Regions from separate parts of the Mus musculus genome. Here all the other regions are linked to region 2. Evidence: chromatin contacts called from ENCODE POLR2A ChIA-PET data. All regions are on one chromosome and are shown on one strand. The core of a region is the stretch at or near the end of the contact, and the rest is flanking DNA. Distances in the headings are between cores, read along the strand shown.

What was found. ChIA-PET counts read pairs that join two places held with the same protein, here RNA polymerase II (POLR2A).
Region 1: POLR2A ChIA-PET joins it to region 2 with 11 read pairs in embryonic stem cell. The contact joins the promoter of Ppie here to the promoter of Cap1 in region 2. POLR2A ChIA-PET finds 5 or more read pairs at or near these places in 3 of 5 experiments (Patski and embryonic stem cell).
Region 3: POLR2A ChIA-PET joins it to region 2 with 21 read pairs in Patski. The contact joins the promoter of Trit1 here to the promoter of Cap1 in region 2. POLR2A ChIA-PET finds 5 or more read pairs at or near these places in 3 of 5 experiments (Patski and embryonic stem cell).

Annotation. Positions count from the first base shown.
Region 1 is chr4:123,138,697-123,141,596 of GRCm38, forward strand. Ppie (peptidylprolyl isomerase E (cyclophilin E)) reads right to left here and starts at 1,255. Exons shown (of 10, transcript NM_019489.6): 1 at 1,206-1,255; 2 at 170-268. The coding sequence starts at 1,236.
Region 2 is chr4:122,884,439-122,887,616 of GRCm38, forward strand. Cap1 (CAP, adenylate cyclase-associated protein 1 (yeast)) reads right to left here and starts at 1,638. Exons shown (of 13, transcript NM_001358035.1): 1 at 1,376-1,638.
Region 3 is chr4:123,015,143-123,018,327 of GRCm38, forward strand. Trit1 (tRNA isopentenyltransferase 1) reads left to right here and starts at 1,451. Exons shown (of 11, transcript NM_025873.3): 1 at 1,451-1,641. The coding sequence starts at 1,468.

The DNA of each region.
Region 1 (2,900 bases), core at 5-2,504, 250 kb after region 2:
CCCTCTGTGTGTGTCTCTGTGTGATTAGTGCTGGGAACTGAAACCAAAGCCTCATATGGTGGGCAAGAATTCTACTAGAACTTAAGAATGTAAATTTAGAACTGGAATGTGACTTTAATTCTTTCCCTATCGGAGGGTAATGAGCGTTAAAGACACTCAAATGACCCACCTGTTTCATAGTCCAGAGGAATTTGAATATCTGTGATGTCTCCAAAGGGGATAAATGCAGCATGAAGAACCTTGTCGTCCACCTCTTCTGCCAGCCCGCCTGCAAATGAGCCAAGGACCTTCTGAGCCGCTGTCCTACACACTCAGAGGTCCCTGCACACCAGGGACTTTGCCTGTCACTGGTATGACAGGCAAAGGGAGGGATCTTTCCATCCAGTCCTTTGTCTACACAAACATCTCTCTCTACAGCCTACCCACACTACTTTCCTTTCTTCAATCTCCTTTTAAACAGTTCTGATTCGATCTCCAACTCTTGTGAAAGCTTTGTAACTGACCTCTCTGCCTCAATTCCTTCCTCCAACCGCCCCCCCCCAACCAAATATAAGTGGAAATGAATCCATCGGTTCTCTTAGACTTCAAAGTCTTAAATGTCACTGTCCTCAAGATAAAGTGAGAGCTCCTTGGTAGTGTACACAGGGTTATCATCCGACTCTCGCCGATCTCTCTTGTATCTTCCATTTTGTTTTCCCCAATTTCCCTGAGTTTCTCGAAAAATGACCCAGCTGCCCCTAGGCGCCAGGCTCTTTTACGCCTTTGAGCTTCGGCTCCGGTGCAGCGAACAGCTTTGCCTCTACTCTGACTCTTTGCCCAACTCCTGCTCAACTTCTGCGTCCCGGCAACAGAAAGTTTGCCCTCACCCAAGTTCCTGTCATCATTGTTAGTCCCTATTACAACGCTAGGGTGTGTAGGTTATTTCCCACTTTCTCCTAGATAGTCTGGTAACTCCTCCTTTAGGGCAGAGATCCAGCCATTCCGCACTGAATGTTTGTAAAACGAATGGGCGGGAGGGATTTGGAAGCCCAAAATTCTTGTCACTCGTCGGGGTTCCTGTGCGCTTAGTGGACTAGGAAGGTCGCCGGAATTGTCCTTCCATCTCGGGCTCACACCCTCAGGCCCAGCAAGCCCTCCATAGACCCCGGCTGCTTTCCCCCTTTCCCACATTGCTCAGACTAAGTCTAGCTCCCGCGCCTGCTCACCCACGTACAGCACACGCTTGGTGGTGGCCATCTTGCTCGCGCCCGTTTCCGCCGGAAGCCGGCACTCGGCCGGCCCCCTCGCCGTCGCCCCTCCCCTTAGGTCGGGGCGGGTCTTTGTGCGGCTGCAGGCTCCGCCCCTTCTTGGCTGTAGCTCCCAGAGCTGGAAGGAAACAAACCTTGGTCTGATCAACCTAGATATTAACGGCAATTGAACCATTACCAACACACTATGGTCCGGGCTGTCCAGGCAGCTGTTTTTGGCCAATTCGGGAGCCAAGAACGGTTTTTACACTTTGAACCGGGGTGAGGCGAAGGATCGACAATATTTCTTGAGAGATGAAAATTATATGAAATTAAAATTTCAATATCACGAAGTTTAATTGTTAGAGTATAGCCACATCCGTTCCTTTTCTATTGTCTGGCTGCTTTCATGTTACAAAGGGAAGAGACCTGTTCCTCCCACGGCCATTGATATTTTACCATCTGGCCCTTTGGGCAAAGTGTTTGCTATACTCTTGTTCTAACGTAATATTTAAATTTATAGGTTCTCAATAGCAGTACAAAACAGTAGGATCACATTTGTTTGCTTGTTAGAGTATCCCACTATGCCTTCCAGATCTCAGCCTCCCCAGTGCTGAAATCCCAATTGAATACCACCAACCTACCTCAAATAGAAATTTAACAAGTTTTATTTTATGTATTTATTTTGAGACTGGATCTTCCTATGTAGTCCTGAATATCTTGGAATTCACTATGTAAACCAGGCTGACCTTGAACTTACAGAGATCTCTTCCTGAGGGTTGGGACTAAAAGCATATACCACCACAGGAAGCTTTGCTGTATTGTTAAAGGGCTCTAGCAGGCCCAAGCTTGGTAAGCACAGGTGTGGCAGGCCTTGTCCTTCTCCCCATTCCCTCTGCCTTGCTAATAAACAAACAAACAAACAGGGTTATATTCCTAAAGCTAGCCGTAGGCCAAATAAGGTCTATTCCCTTATTTGGCCTCCTCCTGAGGATGATCACCAAGGTCCAGCTATCAAAGTATTAAAGTTCAACAATTGTATTAGTCAGGGTTCTCTAGAGTCACAGAACTGTGGGTAGTCTCTATATAGTAAAGGAATTTAATCTTAATCTTTGATCTCCCTGTCTTAATCTTCTGAAATCCATAGCCACTATGCCTCAAGATCTCCATACTGAGATCCAGGTCAGAAACTTCTATCTCTCAGCCTCCAGATTAGGGTCACTGATGAGCCTTCCAATTCTGGATTGTAGTTCATTCCAGATATAGTCAAGTTGACAACCAGAAATAGCCACTACAACAGTCAAATCCCCCCTTGGCCTACCCTAATTAATACGGTCAACCAAAACATGACCACCACATCCTAGCCATTCTATCACAGATTCCCCTCTTTTTCCTCTTAAAAAAACATCACACCCACAAGGTCATTTGCTGCTGCTGTCTGCCTGAGCGGAGAACAGTCACTTTCCCCTGCTCAGTAAAGGATCTCTCTATGGAAATAGGTGTTTGAGTGTGGTTTGTGCCTAACCCAGTGTTCAAGAGGGAACACTGTGTGCGGGTCCCTTCAGTTACGGTGCTGGAGATCAGACGTAGAGCTGAAGACCATTCCTCGGCAAATATTCTACCACTGATCCATATCCTCAGCTACTGTAGGCAGAGCATTTAGATTTTCCTGAG
Region 2 (3,178 bases), core at 388-2,887:
CTTGGGTCTTTCTCATGCCTAGGTCTCTGCGCCTTTCCATCTAGTTCTGCCTAGAAATCCGTTTCCTAGGCTCATTATATGCCTAAGGAAATCTTGAAACACTAAGTCCCTCATTGTTGCCTAGAACTGTGGTTCAGATATTTCTCCTGTTCTCAGTAGCTCTGTGTTCACACAGTGCACACACTCAACCACCCTTGATTTGCCGGTTCCTCCCATACTGTACATATCACCAGAGAACAAGTGTATTCCTAGCCAGAAGGGCTAAGTGCCTAAGCTAAAATGTTTTCACACATACTGAGGTCCAATAAATGCTTGGCAGATGATGAACGTGCTGTTCTAACCCTGGATTTTCACTTCAAGGGAAAGCAGTACAAAGAGCTACAGCTGACAGTTCTGATACTAACTAACCTCTATCTAATATATTCTCTCTCTCTCTCTCTCTCTCTCTCTCTCTCTCTCTCACACACACACACACACACACACACACACACACCCTCTTGATCTTTCAAAACGCTTCTGACTCCCTTGCTGCGTCCTTCCACAGCACCCTCACCACATTTGTAACTATTTCTTAACTGTCTTTCACTGCTAACTCGATGGGGGCAATGACTAGACTTTTCAAAGCTGTATTCGATGACATTTTCCATGTTGCCAACACAGAATAAACACAGCGATCCTACGACCACAGGCACTTGGCAACTGTGCCAGACCCAACCTGAATCATCTGACTTCAGATCCAGAAGTGGACAGCACCTCCCATAAAGTTAGCTTGGATTGCGAGTGAACAGTGGCAGTCTAAGAGTAAGGGGAGCTCACTGAACGTAAACGCAGGGCTTACTAGCCTACCTTAAATTTAACAGGCATTCCAAATTTTTAACTTTTTTTTTTTTTTTAGTTCTACTACCAGATAGCCTTTAACCTGCAGCTGCCCAGATCGAAAGTTAGAGAGGTTCCAAGGAAAGGAAGGATCTAGGACTGGAAACCTCTCTCTAAAACCAGATTCTTTTCTTCTCCGAGATCAAGTTACCCATCCGAGTAATGGGAACAAGACCCGGTCAGGAGGAAATTCTAAGGTCTCCCAGGGTCCATTCAGTTGGTTAGGATGCCTTTAGGAATCAGGCCTCCGCGGAGGCTGATAGGCAGAGCTGCGAAATCAAGGAGAAAGTGGCTTCCCCAAGACCTCCTGGTTCAATCTGGTACCCCAGCCCCACCTCAAGAGACCGCACCCAGGAGCCCGGGATGGCCGAAGGGCCCAAACCCCGGCCTTTCAGCAAGACTCCTCAAACGCGCGTAGGCTAGCACAGCCTTTACTAACGGCCAGGACCCGGTGGGCCCCAAAGACCATCCCAATCCTTATCCAACCACCAACCCTCACCTTAAGAGTTCCGCCTCACCTCCGGACTGCGATCAGCCGCTCTCCACTTCCGGCAAGAACCGCCCAGCGGTCTTCGCGCGACCCACTTCCGGGCCCTCACTGGGCGCGGCACCCCCACCGGAAATGAACCACTGGCTGTAACGCTAGCCCGGGGGAGAGGAAGAAGTTTGGCCGCTCCGCTCGTGACTCCGCCCTCATTCCCCGCCACCGGAGAGAGAATCTGGCTTAGGAGCGTTTGGAAAAGGGCTCCGCCTCCAAGGGAGGTGGGGGAGGAAAACTCGGGGAAGGGGCGTGTCCACGGTTGGTCACGCCCCGAGGCCCAGACCAATAAGGAGCTGGAGTTCCTAACCAAGCCCCACCTCCTCAAAGGAAGACAGCTGAGTGGCTGCTTGTTTTGTCAATTTGTGCTCGGAGACTGAGGTCGTTACGTTTTTAGCCTCAGTCCGGAAGAGGTTCAGGGAACAACAGTGGGGCTAGAAGGCTCTGAGACCCAGTGTCTGGTGGTTGGGGGGACCGGGACCAAATTTCGCCCCTGGCTGGGCGTGCAAGCCTTGGTTTCCCTGTCTGTAGTACAGAAAAGCAATGGACTCGGTCGCGGAGGCTAATAGAGTAGGCTTTGAGCGTCTGGGCATGCTCGCCCTCGCTCGATTCCGAGGCTAGGGCTGGGAAGGTGGAGAAAATCTTCCACTCGCGCCCCACTTCCTGTTTGCTCTGTGCGTTTTGTGACCATAGATGGTCAGGTCCGTGGCTGTGCTTAAGCTTCCGCCTCAGGCTTCGGAGTTCTTCCTCCCACCCTGTAGGGTGTGGTCCCTGAAATGAAATGAGCAAAATTAAAGGAGATCTTGTCCCATTCCTTAAAAATCTTGCTTTTGAGGCTTCATCGCCCCAAGCTATGTATGCCCAGCTGGCTGCTAATGAGCCCGTGTGCGATTCAGAGCTGTAACTGCAGCCTGCAGGGCAGTCTTCGCCTCCCTGCTTCTTAGACGGGGGATCGCGTCTTTGTTTCCTCCGGACTTAACACTTTCCAACCGGTCATTATCCTCCCACAAAGATTTATTTCTAGAAAAAAAATTGGCGAGTGCTGTGCTATGGTTCCTACCCCTTCGACTGGATGACTGACAACTCCGCGTTCAAGTTGAATGCAGGTGTTATATGCCAGAGTCAATCATTCAACAAATACAGTTCATGTAATAATAGCTACCATTTACTGTGCGCTGACTACATGCCAGGCTTGTGCTGAGCGCTCAAACCATTTTCATTTAATCCTAATAGCAACTCTCTGCGGTAGGTACCATTACATCCTCGGAGCTTCAAATGAGGAAGCTGAATAACTTGCCAAGGTCACAAAGTAGATGTTGAAACTTTAAACAGAGCACGCATTTGACTGTCTTAGAACCAATGAATTTAATCATCCCCAGTGATAGATAGATCTGGGAACATTTGAGGCATTGGGTGCCTCTGGTTGTAGACGTAAGTTGTTCCATTCCTGACTCCGAGCCCTTTACTAGCGTCCCGACTTTGATCAAGGTGCTTTGGACAATTTACTGGCCTCCCCCAGTTTATGACTCCCAGTTTGTTTAAAACAGAAATGACAACATACCAAATTATGGCACAAAAATCATCCGTTTATAATATGTTCATTTCAGGGGCAGGTGTGGTAATGCTCACCTTTAGTTCCAGCACCCGGGAAGCAGAGGCAGGTTGATTTTGTGAGTTCAAGGCCAGCCTGGTCTACATAATGAGTTCCAGACACAGTGAGACCCTGCCTCAAACAAACAAATACATTTGGGCTGGAAAGATGAC
Region 3 (3,185 bases), core at 201-2,700, 130 kb after region 2:
GCTCTACCACTAAACCTGCATCCTCAGACCCCTTAAACTGCCCAACTAGCTAGAGGTTAGCAGAAGGGGTATTTAAGCATCTTTACACGTTATTGAAAGATTCTCTGCCCTTAGGCTTTTGCTCTTACTTATTTAGGGAGGCAGATGGGATTGTACAATTATAATAACACAAACTGTTTAACAAATGGTGGTTGTTATGTGCCAGTGCATTTGAAGCAAGCACTTTCCAGACATTATTTCACCTTTTCCTTATGGCAATCCTTGGAAGAATGGAAAGATAAAATTGCTGAGGTTAAGAGGTGAAGTAAGGGTCTGAAGTGTGCTCAGCTCAGTGCTAGAGTGTATATTCAGCACCCAGGGGGGGCCTGGGTTCAGTCTTCAGACAAAGAGAAAAAAAAATGCTGCTAATGGAATTAATTCTGATGAGAATTAATCAGCTCTCAGCTGATAAGTCTGAGAGCTGGAATTTGAATCTAGGTTCATCGGGTTCCATAACCATTCTTTCTTAATTTTAAACTTCAGTGTGTGTGGTGTGTGTGTGTGTGTGTGTGTGTGTGTGTGTGTGTGTGTGTGTACAGAGGTCAGCATCAGCTCTCTCCTTCCACATGCGGATCCTGGAGATTGAACTCAGGTCATCAGATCTGGCTGCCAGCAACTTTACATGTTAAACCATCTCTCTGGATTCTTAAAGCCATTTCTCAAAGTGGTGTGTGGAATCTTGAAGTCTGGCCATCCTTGATTCTGATTTTTCTTTCCCTCACTTGTATCTGCTTTACCCTTTGATTTTCTTCTGCTTCCTCTTCTAATTTTTGGGTTGTCATTCACTTGCTTGTTCTTTTGCTTTTAAGCCTATCTCTTGACTGCTTTATGCCAACGCAGAGCTTTGTCCTGCTTTCTGATTGTGTCTAAATGAGTGTGGAATTCAAACATTAGAGCCATGCTCTTGACTGAGAATTGGACAGATCTGATTTTGAAGAATGACTGAGAATCGGACACTCTCTGAGCTTATTAAATCCAACGCTAAGGTAGGCAAGTCGTTTCTCTGTCCATTTAATCATTGGTGGGTGCCTGTGCTAGGCACAGGAGACTCAGCAATGAACTAGTCAGAATGTGCTTCTTGTCTTTGTGAAATTAACAGCCTGTGGTAGAACTCAGACAATAAACCAGAGGCCAGTTATACAGTTTTATTCTTGAATTAATGCTATGAGGAAAAAGAATTGGGTGCCTGGACGCAATGTAGACAGAAATATTTTAGATGGGCTGCCATCTCTCCTTTGAGAAAGCAAGTCGGTGGGCTAATCTCAGCTAGTCGAAGGCAGTTACGTCATGGGCCTCCTAAGCTTGGTACCTTTGTCCCACAGTTTCCTCCTTTCCACCCTCCCCGCGTTCTGAGCCGGAGATCCGCGCCGGCGCACTGACTGTTGCCATGGGGACAGCTGCTTCGGCGCATGCTCAGATGCCTTCAAGATGGCGGCTGCGGCTGCTGCACGAGCAGTTCCTGTGAGCTCTGGATTCCGAGGCCTGCGGCGAACACTGCCACTTGTAGTGATTCTCGGGGCTACTGGGACTGGCAAGTCCACCCTGGCTCTGCAGTTAGGCCAGCGGCTCGGCGGCGAGATCGTCAGCGCCGACTCCATGCAGGTATGGCAGCGTGCTTGGCCCGGGGGCCTGGGAACCCTGGAGGTCGCGTGCGGGCCTCTGGACTAGGGGACACCCTGTCGCGTGGCTGTAGTGGGTGAACCTCGAGGCGTATGGGGATCCAGATGAAAGGAACCCACACCTGCTAGGTACCCATTCCAATGGCAGACAGTGTCCATTGTGTCCTGTGATCGCTAAGTAACTTCTCAGGCCATTACTCTTTCGTAGATAGTACCAACAGTTTCATTTATGGATAAAAATGTTGGGGGCTGGGGAGGTGAAGTGACCTTGTGCGTGGCACATTGCAAATAAATGGAGGAGAGATAGTGGAACGTTTAAGGTTGACATCCGGTGAATTTCAGTAAGTTAATTATTCCCAAATTTTGCCATAATTCTAATTCTAGCCCAAGGTAAGTCAGATGCCACCTGTGAGTGTCTTCTTGGGCACTAGAGCAGTCAGAGGCAGCCACTGGCTTCGTGACTTCAGATCAACAGTGCCCTTTACTTGAATATTATATTTGTAAAGTGGAGGAAATGTCATTTGCCCCACAATCACAAGGCTAAAGTATTTAATAAGTGAGACATTGGAGTGTTACAGTGGAGAGAGGGAGGCCAGCTCGAAGGTCAGACATTGTGGTAAATATTGGCTGAACCTGAGGGCTTTTTTGTTTATTTGTTTTTGTTTTTTAATCCTTTTGTCCTCTTTGCGAGAGGACTTTCGGGGATGTAGGAGCATTTGAGCTAGAGAGTAGGTGACATTTTGGGTGAATGTGAGAAGAATTACAACAGCTGTTAGGCATGTTCAAAGGTGTCGAACATATACAACCAGTCGCAGAACTCATGGTTAGTAACCTAAAATTAGTAATTAATTCTTTGCCCCACTTTACCTCATAAGGCTCCTGACATTGTTTCTACCCTCATAATTTATTTTTCCATGATAAGATCATCAGCTTATACTAAAAGGTAAGGTAATGTAACAAATAGTTGTTTGCAGCCTGCTTTGTGCCAGCTTAGGGAGATAAAGAGTTTAGCTTGAACTGAATCTCAGCCAGATTTTTTTTCCCCCAACTTTTTGCTACATGAACAAAGATACCTTTGTTCCTTTGCTAAAATAGGAAGAATATAAAAAACAACCTTGTGATCATTAAATGAAATATATGTGAAGCACTTATTACAAGTGTTTAAAAAATATGTTAACAGTGAAAACTATGGTGACTGTGTGTGTGTGTGTATATGTACATTAGACCAAACTCCTTATATTGGGGAATGTTAGTCTGGCTAAACATAGAGTAAGACAGAGCTAATAAGTGAACAGAGCTACTTATAGAGCATTTTCAGGTGGGCGGGTTCAGAAGATCAGAAGAGACTACAAGTGCTGGATTTCGTGATAGACTATTAAATTTGGTAGAATTCTTGAGAAGGGAGAAATCAATGAATGTCATGGAAAGTCTCTAAAGAAGTGCCTAGGCTGGGGAGACCCTGACCCTGACCTCTCTGGCCTCTACATACATGTCTGTATGTACACACACACACACAAATACAAATTG